2 separate regions of the Homo sapiens genome follow, and region 2 is linked to region 1. A link is an interaction called in ENCODE POLR2A ChIA-PET data of the cell type or tissue named here. Cell type or tissue: PC-9. All regions are shown on one strand. Each heading gives the region's core, and the rest is flanking DNA. Links, peaks and the distances in the headings are about the cores only. Region 1 overlaps LOC105372639 (a long non-coding RNA gene). Region 2 has its middle 150 kb from the start of LINC01522.

Region 1 (8,367 bases), core at 171-8,170:
TTTTTTTTTTTTTTGAGACGGAGTCTCGCTCAGTCGCCCAGGCTGGAGTGCAGTGGCGTGATCTCGGCTCACTGCAAGCTCCGCCTCCCGGATTCAGGCCATTCTCCTGCCTCAGCCTCCCGAGTAGCTGGGACTACAGGCGCCCGCCACCATGCCCAGTTAATTTTTTTGTATTTTTAGTAGAGACGGGGTTTCACTATGTTAGCAGGATGGTCTTGATCTCCTGACCTCATGATCCACCCATCTCGGCCTCCCAAAGTGCTGGGATTACAGGCATGAGCCACCGTGCCCGGCCACATTTTGTCTTTTTATTGATTGTCCTTGACCGGAGCATGAGCTCCATAGCATCAGAACCTTGGTTTTGGATCCCCTGCTTTAGACTTTGAGTGAAGAACAGTGCCTGGCACATTGCAGACACTCAGTAACCTCTTGAATGAATGAATGAATGAATGAGGGGTTAATTGGGAAACCAAGCAAAACAGAGGGTTCCTTGGAGCCTTAAATGCCAAGGGAAAGGCGACATGTGAACCTCAGGGTGTCTATATACAGAAAACACCAAAACCACAGAGTTTTATCAGACTGTGTCGTTAGCACCTCCCAATCTTTGTGCTTTTTAAAGAAACCATGAAACATAGTTTCCACCTTGGCATGTGCTTTTTGTTGTTGTTTTGTTTCGAGATGGAGTTTCACTCTGTTACCCAGACTGGAGTGCAGTGGCATGATCTCGGCTCACTGCAACCTCCACCTCCCGGGTTCAAGCAATTCTCGTGCCTCAGCTTCCCGAGTAGCTGGAACTACAAGTGGGTCCCACCACGCCCAGCTAATTTTTTGTATTTAGTAGAGATGGGGTTTCACCATGTTGCCCAGGTTGTTCTTGAACTCCTGAGCTCAGGAAATCCACACTTCAGCCTCCCAAAGTGCTAGAATTACAGGCGTGAGCCACTGAGCCCGGCCTTGGTGTGTGGGTTTTAATCAGCCTTTCTTTGCCTGCTCAGCAGCTACTGGAGCTCCTGGGTCCCCCAGATGCCCGACTAGTCATGGAGCCCTTTTCCCTTTGGAGAAAACGAGGCTGACATGAGCAGTTGCTGTGCTGCCTTTGTCAGTCAGGACCAAGACACACAGCACCAAATGTCAGCCAAAGATGAGACTCCTGCAACAAGGGGCTAATTGGTTGAAACATTTTGCGTAATTGGAAGATGAGGTTAACAGCAATAAGGAAAATTCAGGTGGATGTCCAAGGGTTTATGAAGCAGACGCTGAAAAATAAATAGATCAGAGGGCGTCCAACTAGCCCCGCCTGACTCTGCTATTTCTTGGATAGTGATGGTGCCACAGAGAGGATGTGTGTTTGCTTAAAATCAAGGGCTGTGGAATTGGGTCAGGGACTTGGGTTGAAATCCAGCTGCCAGCTCTCCAGCTGTGTGACCTTGACAAGGCCCGCCCCCTGACCTTTCCCCAGTCTGTAAAGTGGAACAACATTCATAAGAAGCGTGACTGCCTTAGGGGCTGCAGGAGGGTCCATAATCCACAGGAGACTAGACCACTTGGGGGTTTCCAGGCCACACACACACAGGGCACTTTCTCACACAGGGCTCTGCTGGCTGGATACTCGCGTGCTCCAGGGAAGCCACTCGTCCACCCCATGGGGTGGGTACTGCCGCTCTCCTACTTTCCGGAGGAGGGAACCAGGCATGCAGAGGGAGCCTCTTGCCCACGGCACACAGCAAAAGCCCCAGCGTCCTGAGCTCAGGGGCCGGCCCCATCCCACTGACAGGTTTGCTTCTATGAAAGGATCATTTTCCCTCCCGCTGTTGGCTTGTTTGATCATCAGACACTGATGTCTGGGCCATTCCTTGAGCCCTAAATCTGAGGAGTCTGAAAGGTTGATGCCCAGGCAGCTTGGGGGTGCCAAGAAGACCTAGTTTCCTGACATCCCACCCCAGACCCAGGGCGGGGTGAACGGCCGTCTAAGGAGCCAGTGTCAGCCAAAGCAAAGGCACCGTGAAGGCTATACTAGGGGTCATTGCTCAGTGACAATGTCACATGATGCAAAATTCATGGGATAATGGAAAAGAAATTTTCTGCAGGTCATGAGAGGTCAGCTTTTCCTGAAAACCCAAATGCGTAGAGAGGAAGAAGGTGGGGACAAAGCACAAGCAGCACTTTTTAAAAGAGAGGAAGAAAGAGAAAAATATTTATGTCACTTGTTCCTGGAAGAGTTCATGAAATTACAGAAATTTTTAAATCCCCAAAATGGATCTTGGACAACTGCGCCCCTCCCAGGTTTAACTCCATGGTCAGAGGCTGGCAGAAGGCTCTCCCAGTTACAGGATCTGGCACCAGCCTGTCCTCAGTGAGACCTGCAGGGTTCAGGAGAATTCACCTTAGCCCTTTGCTGAACCCCTGAGTCTCAGCTGCTCCCAATGCTGCAGACATAGGCACCTCAGAAGATCCCTGGCATGAGGAGTTGGCTCCTTCAGGAAATGCCCTCACTTTCCGAGTCTGGTCATGCCACAGGTAGGTTTATGAACAAGATGGTTTGAACAAGAGAAGTCAGTGTTCTTGTCCTAGAACTTTTTTTTTTTTTTTTGAGAGAGATTCTTACTCTGTTGCCCAGGCTAGAGTGCAGTGGCACAATTTTGGCTCACTGCAGCCTCCCCCTCCCAGGTTCAAGCGATTCTCCTGCCTCAGCCTCCCAAGTAGCTGGGGTTACAGGTGTCTGCCAGCATGCCCTGCTAATTTTTGTATTTTTAGTAGAGACAGGGTTTTGCCGTGTTGGCCAGGCTGGCCTTGAACTCCTGACCTCAGGTGATGCACTCGCCTTGACCTCCCAAAGTGCTGGGATTGCAGGCATAAGCCACCACTCCCAGCTTGTCCTAGAACTTTTATCCTAGTTTAAAGCTTATGCTATCCTTTTATGTAGGTTATTAATAATTATCACTAATATTAATAATAAAACAGAATTATTAAGGATGATAATCATTTCATTATAATTAATACCTAGATATTAATACATTAATAATAACATCATTACTTTAATTCTTTACAAAATCGTGCAAAATAGCTCTCACAAGCTACATTTAGTTTGATGTAGTTTGTAGGAGGATGTCAGGGAATTCTTACAACTCTACCTTATTGTAGATGAAAAAATAAAACTGGGCACAGAGAGGGGAAGTGACTTGCCTGAGGACACACAGCAAGTAAGGGACTGAGCTGAAGCCTGGGCCTGGCTCCTCTCCTATGTCCAGGCTGGCTACTGGTGGGAAGAGGAGCACTGGAATGGGAGTTAGGCGCTCTACATTCTCCCCGGCTTCCTCCCCAACTAGCCCTGGGGCCTTGAGTAGGTCACTCCTTCTCAGGCCTGAGTTGTACCACTGTTGACATGCAAGCAAATGAATCATGGAGCAACATAATGCCCCAGGATCTTTTTATCTCTGTTATTCTGAGACACCAACAGCTCAGCCTCCAGCTCTCTTTGGTGATTTCTCCAGCTCACCCTCCATTCTCCCCACTCCCACACCTAAGGAATCCTTATCAGTAATTTTATTCTACCTTTGGTAAGACAATTGCAGACAATAACTAATGCATTCTCCCCATATAATAGACAGAGGAACTTTTTAATTATTTAAATATTTTAAAAGATCAAAACGCTATAAACAGGAGCAAAGTCCCCCCTCATCATCTCCTTCCTGGGCCTGACCCCACTCCATAACTGCCCATGGTGTTGATATCAGTGTGCTGGTGTCCAGACCTGATTCCCCAGTTCTACCTATTTGTGTGCCTATAAAGACAAGACCATATTTTTGTATGCACATGTTTCTATAGATGGCTTCTCACATCACATATGGTCTAGCATCTTGCTTTTCCCCCCTCAACCAGATGCACTAGAGACCTGTCGGCCTTGCTGCATACAGATACCTCCTCCCTTATACCTGCTGTGGTCTGTATGTGTCTATGTCTGGAGCTAACCCCCATGTATTAGTTCGTTCTCACACGGCTATAAAGGCATACCTGATACAGGGTAATTTATAAAGAAAACAGGTTTGATCAGCTCAAGGTTCTGTGGGCTGCACAGCCTTCTGCTTCTGGGGAGGCCTCAGGAAACTCACAATCATGGCAGAAGGCGGAAGGGAAGCAGGCATATCTTCACATGGCCAGCAGAAGACAGAGAGTAAGGAGGTGCTACACACTTTTAAACAAGCAGATCTCAGGAGAGCTCTAATCACAAGAACAGCAAGGGGTAAGTCTGTCCCCATGATTCAGTCACCTGCCACCAGGCCCCTCCTCCAACATTGAGGATTACAATTTGACATGAGATTTGGATGGGAACACAGAGCCAAATCATATTACCCTAGTTCATATCACCTTTCCCCTAAGGATGGACACTTAGGCTGTGAGTGGTCATGAGGACGTTTGTGAACTAGTTCCGATTCTCTGCCCTCTGGGCAGGTGGCAGTGCAACTGCCCTTCTCTGCCCTGCACTGAAGGTAGTCATGATCTTGGGACTTAATATTGAGCAATGAAGTGAAAGCACAAGTCCTATGTGTCACTTCCAGGCAGAAGCTTAAGAGGCAGTCCCTGATCTTCCAGGTGCCCTTTGTCCTGCCTGGGCTGTCACAGGAGCATGAAGAGAAAGTCACCCTCTACAGGATCCCTGAGTGGGCATGACGTAGAGCAGAAGCCCCACCTACCTGAGGCACATGCAGCATGAGTGAAAAACAACATCAGGGCCAGGCGCGCTGGCTCACGCCTGTAATCCCAGCACTTTGGGAGGCCGAGGCGGGCGGATCACGAGGTCAGGGGATCGAGACCATCCTGGCTAACACTGTGAAACCCCGTCTCTACTAAAAATACAAAAAATTAGTCGAGCGTGGTGGCGGGTGCCTGTAGTCCCAGCTACTCGGGAGGCTGAGGCAGGAGAATGGCGTGAACCCAGGAGGCAGAGCTTGCAGTGAGCCGAGATCGTGCCACTGCACTCCAGCCTGGGTGACAGAGTGAGACTCTGTCTCAAAAAATAAAAAAAAATAAAAAAATTAAAAACCTTAGCTGTTCAAGCCCCTGGTATTTTTGTGGTGCTTGTTTTTTTTCTTTCTTTGTTTGTTTGTTTTTATGAGATGGAGTCTCGCTCTGTGGCCAGGCTGGAGTGCAGTGGTGTGATCTCAGCTGACTTCAACCTCCACCTCTCGGGTTCAAGTGATTCTCCTGTCTCAGCCTCCCAAGTAGCTGGGACTACAGGCACGCACCACCACCACGCCCAGCTAATTTTTGTATTTTTAGTAGAGACGAGGTTTCATCACGTTGGCCAGGATGGTCTCGATCTCTTGACCTCGTGATCCTCCTGCCTTGGCCTCCTAAAGTGCTGGGATTACAGGCGTGAGCCAGCGTGCCCAGTCATGGTGCTTATTACTGTGGCATAAGCTAGGCTGTTCTGACTGCTGTAAATTATTTTGGGGTGGACTGAATAATTGTGCCCCCAAAGCTGTTCACATCCTAATCCACAGAATCTGTGAATGTTATCTTACATGACCAAAGGGACTTTGCAGATACAATTAAGAATATTAAGATGGAAAGATTAACCTGGATTGTCCACAAGGGCCTAATGTAATCTCAGGGATCCTTATAAGACGGGGGAAGGTCTCTGAGGAATCACCACACTGCTTTTCACAATGGTCGAACTAATTTACACTCTCACTAACAGTGTATAAGGGTTCCTTTTTCTCTGAAACCCCACCAACCACTTGTCGTTTTTGACTTTTTAATAGTAGCCCATCTGACTGGTGTGAGATGATATCTCACTGTGGTTTTGATTTGCATCTCTCAAATGATTAGTGATATTGAGCTTCTTCTCATATGCTTCTTGGCCGCATGTATTCTTTTTTTGTTTTTTTGTTTTTTTTTGAGATGGAGTGTCGCTCTGTCCCCCAGGCTGGAGTGCAGTGGTGCAATCTCAGCTCACTGCAAGCTCCGCCTCCGGGTTCACGCCATTCTCCTGCCTCAGCTTCCCAAGCAGCTGGGACTACAGGTGCCTGCCACCATGCCCGGCTAATTTTTTTTTTGGATTTTTAGTAGATAGAGGTTTTTACCATGTTAGCCAGGATGGTCTCGATCTCCTGACCTCGTGATCTGCCCGACTTGGCCTCCCAAAGTGCTGGGAATCCAGGTGTGAGCCCCTGCGCCCGGCCGGCCACATGTATTCTGTGGTGGCATGCGTCTGTTCTGGGTATGTACCCAGAGGAATACACATCATTCTATCATAAAGACACATGCACTTGTATGTTCACTGCAGCACTATTCACGACAGCAAAGACATGAAACCATAAATGGTAGACTGGATAATGAAAATGTGGTACATATACACCACGGAATACTATGCAGCCATAAAAAAGAACAAAATCATGTCCTTTGCAGGAACATGGATGGAGTTGGAGGCCATCATCCTCAGCAAACTAATGCAGGAACAGAAAACCAAATAACATGTTTTCACTTATAAGTGGAAGCTAAATGATAAGAACACATGGACACATAGAAACAGCAGACACTGGGATCTATCAGAGGGTGGAGGGTTGGAGGAGGTGGAGGATCAGGAAAAAATAACTAATGGGTACTAGGCTTAATACCTGGACGATGAAATAATCTGTACAACAAACCCCCATGACACAAGTTTATCTATATTATAAAACCTACACATGTACCCCTGAACCTAAAATAAAATTTTTTTGTTTGTTTGTTGTCGTTGTTGTTGTTTTTTAGAGGAAGAACGAGCACAGTGTCTCACTCCTGTAACATCAGCACTTTGGGGAGGCCGAGGCAGGCAAATCAGTTCAGGCCAGGAGTTCAAGACCAACTTGGCCAACATGGCAAAATCCCATCTCTACTAAAAATACAAAAATTAGCTGGGCATGGTGGCATGCACCTGTAATCCCAGCTACTCAGGAGGCTGAGGCATAAGAATCTCTTGAACTGGGGAGATGGAGGCTGCAGTGAGCCAAGCTAGCGTCACTGCACTCCAGCCTGAGCAACAGAGTGAGACTCTGCCTCAAAAAAAAAAAAAAAAAAAAAAAAAAAAAGGAGGAAGAGGGGACAGAGTCAGAAACTAGTGATGTGGCAACAGAAATAGAGAGAGAGAGAGAGATTGGAAGATGCTCCATTGCTGCCTTTGAAGATGGAGGATAGGGCCATGAGCTAAGGAATGCAGGTGGTCCTTGGAAGCTAGAAAAGGCAAGGAAATGGATTCTCCCCAAGAGCAGCCTTGTCAACCCATTTCAGACTCCAGAACTGTAAGAGAATAAACGGGTGTTGTTTTAAGACATGAAGTTTATAATGATTTGTTACAGAAAGAATAAGAAACTAATACATCTTCCAAATTTTTGTAAAACAAACTATGTTCAATGAACATCCCTCCAAATCTCTTGGCTATATATGAGTGTTTCCCAAATTAGACTTTTAAACGAAGGATATATCCTCTAAAAGTGTATGTTCTTTTTTAAGAATTAAAATGAACTTCCTGCTAAAGAAAATTGTATTCAAAATTTCTGAAATATCTGAGGTTAAATACAGAATACTACTTAATAATCCATCACTCCCTGTTTAATATGAAGCTCCAGGTAATTGACATCCATTCTCCCCATCTGATATTTTTATTGAATTAGGCACAGTCATAGTTTGTGGTTAGGCTGGGGATGGTGAATTTTGTTTCTTGGCCCAAAAGAACTCACAGAGAACCTCTTGCTGAGAAGAGACAAATTTGGAGTCCTCTTCCCCTGCCCCCTTCCCTGTATTTATTTGCCCTGATCATACATGTGCACCCTCTATTGCCTGTAGATAGGCAGCTGCAGGAAATGGCAGGACAATCATCTTACAGGGTATGCCGTGGTCTCAGAACCCCAATGTCATTTTGCATTTTGCTCCCCTGTATTTAGCCCAGGAGTGGGTTAGGGAAAGTCACAAACTGCCAGTGGAATGAAATCTTCAACCTTCCCAACCTTTGTCCAGACCTGTCTCCTATTCCCCGCATTTATGGCTAAAACTTGTTTTCTTTTTATTTTTCTCCCTGGGAACCCTGAGATGGAGCAGGCCTATGGACTAGGCAAGATTCTTAATGGCTGGTTTGATTGATCAGGCCTCAGCTGTTCTCTCATTTTCGTATACAAAGGTTACCTAGCTCCAGAAACAATCAATGGATCACTAATGTATGCAGGCATGTTCTCACCCGCTTTCAGGCTACAGGACATTTTATAGACAGGCTGCCAAGTCATTTTAAAGCTGTGAGCACTCAAATTGTTTTTATAGCTGAGCCCATGCTGGAACACACTGATTTCAAGGCTTGGTGTGGTTCTGATTCTTTATAAGCTGCTAATGGGTACGTGG
Region 2 (8,367 bases), core at 58-8,057, 100 kb before region 1:
ACTGCCCCGCTAGCCCTGACATCTGCAATTCTGCATCAGAACGTCCCTGACATTTGATGAGCTGCCCTTGTCATAAAACCATCTAGTTACTGTGCCTTTGGATCTAGGGCATCATCCATCTGCTTCTGGAAATTTCAATTACGTTATGTAAGCCGTGAGGTGCTTGCTTACAATTTATTCACCTTTCCAGAATTTTCATTTCCTCTTACCCATGATGGGCCCGCAGGTTCCAGCCAACCAGTTGCCACCCTGCTCTGCTCTGGAGACATGGCATCAGCAGCCTCCATCTCTTTGAAAAACGGTAGGGTAGCACCTGATGTTGGCTCGGGATCTAAAATTACTAATCAAGGCCAACATCAGATGTAGAAACAGCTGAAGATGTTCATACCCCAGGATCATCCTCAATATGGCTAAATGAACATATTTGAGTGGCCCTTGGCAACGGAGACACAATGACAGAATCGCAGCTCCATCTGCCACCACCCCCTCCCACCGGCAGGTGCCCAAAGAGGGGCATGCCCTGGCTGGATTATTTACATACATTTACATATTCTATGTTTCATTATTAGCATACATTTACTATCCTTTTTGTTATAAAACTAAAGATAATCTTCCCACGTTTTATTTTCTGTCAAGTGTATTCCGTTGTATTTACGTCTGATGCAACTCCACTGTAATCCTAACAATAAAGCTATCTGCTCTTGAGGGCACTCTGAGAGGTTTGAAAGAGCACTAGCTGACAATGAAAAGCCTGCCTGCTGGAGCCATCTCTTTCATTTACTGACTCTGTGACTTTGGAGAAGTCATCTAATATTTCCGAGCCATAGGTCCTCTTTTTTCTAGACTAGTGGTTCTCAACTGGGGGTAATTTTACTCTTAGAGGACATTTGGCAATGTCTGGACACATCTTTTTGGCTTGTCACAATTGAGAAGGGGAGGGTGCTACTGGCATCTAGTGGGTAGAGGCCAGGGATGCCGACAAACATCCTACAATGCCCAGGACAGCCCCACCACAGAGAATCAACCAGCCCAAAATGTCAACAGTGCTGAGGTTGGTAGACTCCAGTGTAGATGACTCCAGTGTAGACATACAAAAGGCATGAAAAATATTACCATGAATATCCATGTTTCTAGCTTCCAGACATGAGGAGAGGGTTGAAGCCCTCTGCGTGTGTGCTGCCAAACCCTTGGAGTACCTGCCTCCAAGTGCATGTCCCTCCTTCCCCAAGCAGTAGCCACCATGCTCAGTTACACAGTTATCACTCCCATGTACACCACTGACAAGAAGGAAACGATTATAGCACATCAGCCTTATTTAAGAGCTAACATAAGGAACATTTGTCTGAGACATAAAGCCCAAGAAAATGTTGCAAATATCCCCTAACAAAATTTACAAATGGGGGGATTACGATGGTTTCATTTTCTTTTCCTATTGCCCCTTTCAGCGTTCAGAGTAGAAATCCTTCCACCTCCTTCGACAGATGCAGAAATGACGTCCAGAGAGGTTACATGACTTTTCCCTGACTGCACAGCAAGTTAGACCCAAGCTGGGCTCAAACTCCAGTCCTCAGAGTCAACTTTTGGCATCACCATGTGAGTCCAGCTTGGACACACTTTCAAAGACTTGGAGCCACAGGAGTTAATGGAAGTTGATCTGGGCTTCTCACCCGGGTTAGCAGCTGTGCGCGCTCTTGCTCGCTCTCTCTTTCTCTCTCATGCTTATGTGAAAAGCATTTTGCCCGGACTTGCCTGCCTCCCCACAAGTGGCCATTTCATTTTGTAGAGTAGCATTGAGGCAGGCTTCTCTCCAGAGGGAGAGAAGATTGAAGCCTGCTCCAAAGGCATTTGCCCTTTCAGGCCAGCCCCCTGCGGAGAGCCGGAGCTCACAGGAACAGCAATTGGGCTGCCTCTCCTGTTCCTTTTTGTTCCTCATGAAAAAAGGTGAAAAAGAAAGCAATTTCTGAGAAAATGACCTAGGTGATTAGGTACAATCACTTCTCTTTTGCTTTCTGCTCCAGCTGGGAAGCTGCAGTCAGACTGTGTATGAGGAGGGAGGAGGGGGAGGAAGATGGAGAAGAGGGCCCTGGATCTGAGCTGCTGCCCATCCCCTAGGAGGAAGGGACAAGACTGGCTGCAGAGCCACTTCACAGATGACTTCAATCTTTTTTTTTTTTCTATTTATTTAATCCAAGGGATGTACAAACAGATTAGCAAATACTTCTATAAGGTTTCTTACTAAAAAAGCATTTTCTCACTCTCTTTGCCCTCCCCCCCTTTTTTCCACACTCGGGCAATTGCTTTCAACTCTTTTAGCTGAATATGTTGATATTTAAATCTAAGTAGTGTAACCACCCGACAGGCTCATCTTGCTGGCTGCCCAGATAGAGCTGATTTATCAAGACAGGAGAATGGTAATAGCGAATGTTTAATTCATGCAGAGCCAGCTGAGACTGGAGTTGTATTATGACCCACATCAGCCTCCCTGCAAATTCAGGGCTTAGGGATTTTCAAGGATAGTTTGTGGGAAGAGGGTTAGGGAATGGGTGCTGCTGATTGGTTGGGGATGCAATCATAGGGGTGTGGGAAATGGTCCTGGTGTGTTGAGTTTGCTTGTGGGTGGGGCCACAGGACCCAGTGGGTCACAAGTCTCGGGTCCAGGCAGAGTCATCCGGTCTTCAGAAATGCAAAAGTCTGAAAAGACGTCTCAAAAGGTCAATCTTAGATTCTACAATAGTCATGTTATCTGCAGGAGTAATTGGGGAAGTTATGAATCTTGTGACCTCTGGAACAAAGGTGGGTATCCTTTAACTATGCTTACATCTCAGCAGATTCAGGCCCCTCTCATAATCCTAACCTGATGATTTAGTTTTGAGAAAGGGCTATTATCATCCTGGTTTTAAGGTTAAACTACAAACTGAATTTCTCCCAAAGTTAGCTCGTCCCACACCCAGGAATGACCAAGGGCAGTTTGGAGGTTAAAGGCACAATGAGGTTGGTTAGGTCAGATCTCTTCACTGTCAAAATTTTCTCACTGTCTCAATTTTTGCAAAGGTGGTTTCAGTAGCATGCTTGTAAAAAGCCTTGCCATCTTTGAAGTCAAAGCAGGTGACCAAGGAGACGTAAGTGAGTGTTGCCAAGTGAAGGGGCCAGAGTCAGCTGCATGTGCACCAGCAGCCACCTATGCTCATGAGGAACATGCCCATAACGAGGCTGAGTAGAACAAGAGCAGGCACCCATCTTCCTCTTGGCAACATGGAGCCTACATACCACCTCTGGATGCTGACTGCAGATTTCCCTTTTGTAAGACAAGTGAAACTCTCATTGTCTTAGCCATTGTTTAGATTTCTTTCACTGGCAGCCAAACAACCATGAATTGGAACAATGACAAAGTCAAGTGCAAAACATGGCCTTTATTTTACTCACTAGATAAACCTGTCACTGCACATTGTTAAAAAAACAAAATTCCTCTTTGTCATATCATACGATCTGCTGTCCAGTAAAGAGCAGCCTCACAATGACCAGAGACCCTCAGGGGGTGCTGCAGAAGACCTCTCAGGCCCTCAGAATGCCCCTGACAAGGCCACACAGTTCAAAACTCACCTTCACAAAGCATCCCTTTGGATTAGGGAGATGCTCCCTGGATGCTCTTTTGTTTTGAGAAGCGTAAATTTGCATTATGAGACATTCATGCTCTGAAGGACATAACCAAGGAGATGTGGCCAACGGTAACAGGGTGGGGGTGGTGGGCAGGCACTTTCAGATTGGGGAGGAAAATTAGCCAGCCATGATGGGGTGCACCTGTAGTCCCAGCTACTCAGGAGGCTGAGGCATTAGAATTGCTTAAACCTGGGAGGCGTAGGTTACAGTGAGCCAAGATTGCACCACTGCTCTCCAGCCTGGGTGACAGAGTGAGATTTTGTCTCAAAACTTAAAAAAAACAGATTGGGGAGGAGTTTAGTGGTGAGGTGGTGGGGTGATGTCCCTCAGTGAGGGAAGACACCGAGATCAGTCTGAATGTTGAAAATTAACTGGAGTAAGGTGGGGGTGCAGGAAGGGACTGCACTCTAGGCAGAGAGAATAGCAGGTGCAAAGGCCCTGAGGCTTGGATGTGTTTAACACACACAAGCTGTGCATGGTGGAGCTCTGTGGCTGGGGAGGAGGTCTGGAGGTGGGCAATGGCCACGCCATGGCTGTCTGTGGCTGGGAATTTTTTTTTCTTCTAAGTACTCTGGGAAGACCCAGCAGGATTTTAAGCAGAGTCTACGGACACTCCAGAAAGTTCTCACCCACCCCTGGGGAACTCTGCCTTTCCTGCCCCCTTTAACTGAAGTGCCTTTCTCCATTCCCTCTTTCACCTGGCTTACAGGGCTTGACGCTGTTACTTCCAAGAAGTGTTGCCCAACCCATTCTCCATGTCACAGGGCCAGCGCCTCTCAGGGCTCTCAGAGCCCCCAGAGCGCCCTTCCACTTGGACACCTGCCCCATGATTGTCAGAGGCACTTGAACCAGAGCAACTCCATCTTGAATAGGGGCTGGGTAAAATAAGGCTGAGACCTACTGGGCTGCATTCCTAGGAGTGTATGCATTCTTAGTTACAGGATAAGATAGAAGGTTGGCACAAGACATAGGTCACAGAGATTGCACTGATAAAACAGGATGTGGTAAAGAAGCCAGCCCAAACCTGCCAAATCCAAGATGGGGATGGAAGTGACCTCTGGTTGTCCTCATTGCTCATTATACGCTAATTATAATGCATTAGCATGCTAAAAGACACTCCTACCAGCACCATGACAGCTTACAAATGCCATGGCAATGTCCAGAAGTTACCCTATATAGTCTAAAAAGGGGAGGAACCCTCAGTTCCAGGAAATCTCCACCCCTTTCCCAGAAAACTCATGAATAACCCACCGCCTTGTTTAACAGATGATCAAGAAATAACTATGAGTATACTCAGCCCAGCAGCCCATGTCACAGCTCTGCCTATGGAGTAGCCCTTCTTTTATTTCTTTACTTTCTTAATAAACTTGCTTTTGCTTTATTCTATGGACTGGCCCCAAATTCTTTCTTGCATGAGGTCCACGGACCCTCTCCTGGGGCATTGGGACCCCTTTCTGGTAACATTATGTTTCAGTGAGTAACTTCTTGGCCTCCCTTCTCAGAATGTGGGGTCCTTAAGCACAGGACAGGCTGTGTTTGCCTCTAGAGCCCCAGCGTTTGGCTTGGTGGGCTCAGCCCTGGATGCTCCTTAGCACCACTTGGGGGCCCCTGATCCCACATCCAGGCTGCACCCCACACTCTCTGCAGTGGGGCCCAGGCATCAGCATTTTTAAAGCTTCCCAGGAGATGACAAGGCGCTGTCAGGTTGCCCACTAGATGTGCTCCAAGTAAAGGAATGGATGCTGGTCTTCAGAGCGTCTACAATGTCCACACTGCTGCAGTGGGCGTGAATCCAACCCAAAAGCCCAGGCCGGTTAGAAACACCGCTCCTCAGTTTTTCTGTAACTCAACTGAATTTTCATTTTAGGTCCCCATTTGCCTCTGTGGTGGACACTCAGTCTCAGTCGGTATCGAACTCCCCTTTGTGCCAGGACTCCAGCTGGAAGTGGAGGGCATGTGCCCATGGGGATTGCTTAGCGAGTGGTAAGGGGCTCAGCAGGAGGGAGAGTGCAAGCGCCTGGGACCAGGAATTGGAGAGGTAGGGGCTGTTGCTCGCTTGGGTCCAAAGGATCCCCGGAAGGGGTAGGTGATATAGGCTGGGAGAGGAGAGTCAAGTGGAGAACGTGGCCTGGGAGGCAGCTGGGGTCTCTAGTCAAGGGACATAGCCAGGCCATGTTTACCCCACAGGCACAGTCTGTGATGTCAACTCCCTGCCCTCCCGCAGCCGCCTGCAAAGCCCCCAGCAGCCACACCCAGAAGCCAGAGGCCACAAGGGCCATGCTGTGGTACATATGTATCAGCCTCCCAGGACAGAGAGCGGGAGGGAGGAAGGGTGGGTGGACCTGGTGGGACAAGGTGAAAATGCCCAGCAACCCCCTCCCCCAGATCACACTCACCATCTCAGGCAGGGTTGAGTAATGCCAGGTGAAAGCACTGGGGGTGGGGACTAGTACACAGTTTCACCTGTACACCCTGAAATACACGGAGATGTCTGCAGGGACAATGTTCAAATATCCACACAGCACAGTCATGACCAGCCAGAACACTGGTCAGGAACTGAGGCTCACGGTGCTCCAATGCTGGTGGATGCTGAATCCCCTAGTTCTGGTCTGCACTGGGGCATCGCCCTCCCTCCACACCCAGCTAGGTACTTGAAGATCATCCTGCCGCCTCTGCAAACACTAGGAAATGGCAGACCTTATCTGCAATATGTCTTAAATGTGATTTTGAAATTTCATGTCTAAAAATCTGCTCTCATGAATAAATGATCAACTTCTACATGATCACACCTTGGAGGAAAGTTCGTAAGTAAGAATGTGCCCAGTGTCCTGGAAGCAGAAAGAAGCAAGGAGAGGCAGAGGACTGAATTTCCACCTCTGTAGACCTGAATTATGAGCCCTAGCTCGGAACTGGGTGCTGCAGCCCTTGAACAGTCCAGGCAGATGCTGGGAACACCCCAGTGACTGCTGCGCCAGGAGCTGAGTCCAGCAGCAGAGAGGGTGGGCACAGGCTGGGATATGGCGCGACATTGCCTTCATCTGCCTGAGAATACCCACAGCTCCTCTCGGTCCTGGTGGCCTCTGGTAAGTCTCAGCAGGTTCCTAGGCATGAGGATGGGGTTTTGACTGCCGCAGGAGCCTAGCTGGGCAAGTGGCTGGCGATGACTGGCGTAAGCTGGGACCACAGAGGAAGGAGGGATGGGGAGGAAGGAGGAATGGGGGAGGCTTTCTGAGCTGAAATAAATGTCAGAGAGCATCAGCAGGTGCTACTGGCATTTGAAAGCATTGCAAGAGACTTAATGTCCTTGATCCCGTCCCCTGGAATGCCAGCAGTGCCTTTCAGCTATTGTGACAACAAAAACATCACCTTATGTTTCCACAAGCCCCTGAGAAGGTGGGCCTCTTCTGGCCTACACACCATCTACCTATTTTATAAGTGAGAGCAAGATGGGATAGTGAGATGGGATAGTCCCTACCTCTTCCCTTCGCAGGCGGGAACTGGAGCAGCTTGTTTTACTCAGCTTATTGCTGGCCACTCTTCATGCTGGAACCGTCCGGCTGCTCCTCTCTGGCGGGAGCAGACTCTGTGCAGACCCCGCAGTAGAGTCCAAGCGTGTTACAACCCATGCTCTTTCAGCTCTGCTGTCCAGGGATGGCCAAGTACCAACCGACTCAGTGGAGGGTCAGGGTGACAGCCCTTGCCCTCTTGGCACCCGGGTTCTTGTCCGACGAACCAGGAAGAACCAGGTCACATGAACTGTTTGAAGGGTGATGAATGTAGAAGACTTTATTGAGCAGCGAGCAGCTCTCAGTGGAAAGGGAGGCTGGAAAGGGGATGGGAAGGTGGTCTGTCCCTGGAACCCAGCCGTCTCTGGCCAGGCCCCTCTCTAAAACCACAGTATCTGAAGTTAGCTGCATCTATCTCCAACCTCCGATGCTCAGTTGCTTCTCTGCTCGCTGTTCAGCCACTTCTATCCTCGACGCTCAGCCATTTGCGTTGCTTTGCCAGCTGAAGTCTTTAATGGGCACAGGATAGGGGCGGGGCAGGTAAAAAAGGCAACATTTGGGGGGAAAAAGGAGGTCAGCTGTTTTCACTTAGGGCCATGATTCCAGGCTTAAGGGTAAGGTTTAGCTGGGAATCCAGCCTTTCTGTATCAAGAGCACATTCTAGAAATGCCATCGTCTGTGTTGCAGCCTGGGGAGAGCCAGGACTATACCCCAGGTCTTCTACTGCTCCTGGTCCTACCATCATCCACTTTATTACAGTAGAGCTGATCATAAGGGGGTGAAATTTCCATAGGGTTAGTAAGATCTTCTAGCGACAATTACAGCAGTCATAGTAGTCATTGACATTCTTGGTGGTCTACAAAACAGCCATCACCTCCTGCTTCTTCTCTGCACAGAGATCCCCAATTTTGTGTCAAGAAAAGAGATGGGGATCTCAAAATCTCAGAGAAGCTAGCCTGTCTTCAGTCACAGAGGATTAATCTGGCTTAAAACCACCATGGTTCACCCTTTCCTTTTGCCAGTGACTGGTGCAGGAGTTGCCATGTGAATCTGTTCTGGCTAATGAGGTGTAAAGAGAAGTATGTTGGGCGGTTGCCCACTTTGAAATAAAAATTGACAAAATCTCATGACAGAGCTTTTTAACCCTGATTCTTTTACCTTTCTAGGGATGGGAGAGCTGGAGCTTGTCAGCCATCTTGTGACC

What was found. Peaks named below come from ENCODE experiments on the same cell type or tissue, not always from the same donor. Only the 100,000 strongest peaks of a DNase experiment are listed, where the experiment ranks them.
Region 2: POLR2A ChIA-PET joins it to region 1 with 26 read pairs; 4 of 35 experiments call an interaction of 5 or more read pairs at or near these places.

The regions. Positions count from the first base shown.
Region 1 is chr20:48,031,143-48,039,509 of GRCh38, reverse strand. The region is part of intron 1 of LOC105372639 (a long non-coding RNA gene); the gene reads right to left. Among named protein-coding and RNA genes, the nearest start is that of LINC01522, 45 kb to the right of the region's middle. In PC-9, for the core only: no CTCF peak of the experiment used is centred there; DNase peaks (open chromatin) are centred at 3,349 and 4,529; H3K27ac peaks cover 2,593 bases.
Region 2 is chr20:48,135,894-48,144,260 of GRCh38, reverse strand. No RefSeq gene overlaps it. Among named protein-coding and RNA genes, the nearest start is that of LINC01522, 150 kb to the right of the region's middle. In PC-9, for the core only: no CTCF peak of the experiment used is centred there; a DNase peak (open chromatin) is centred at 4,640; H3K27ac peaks cover 757 bases.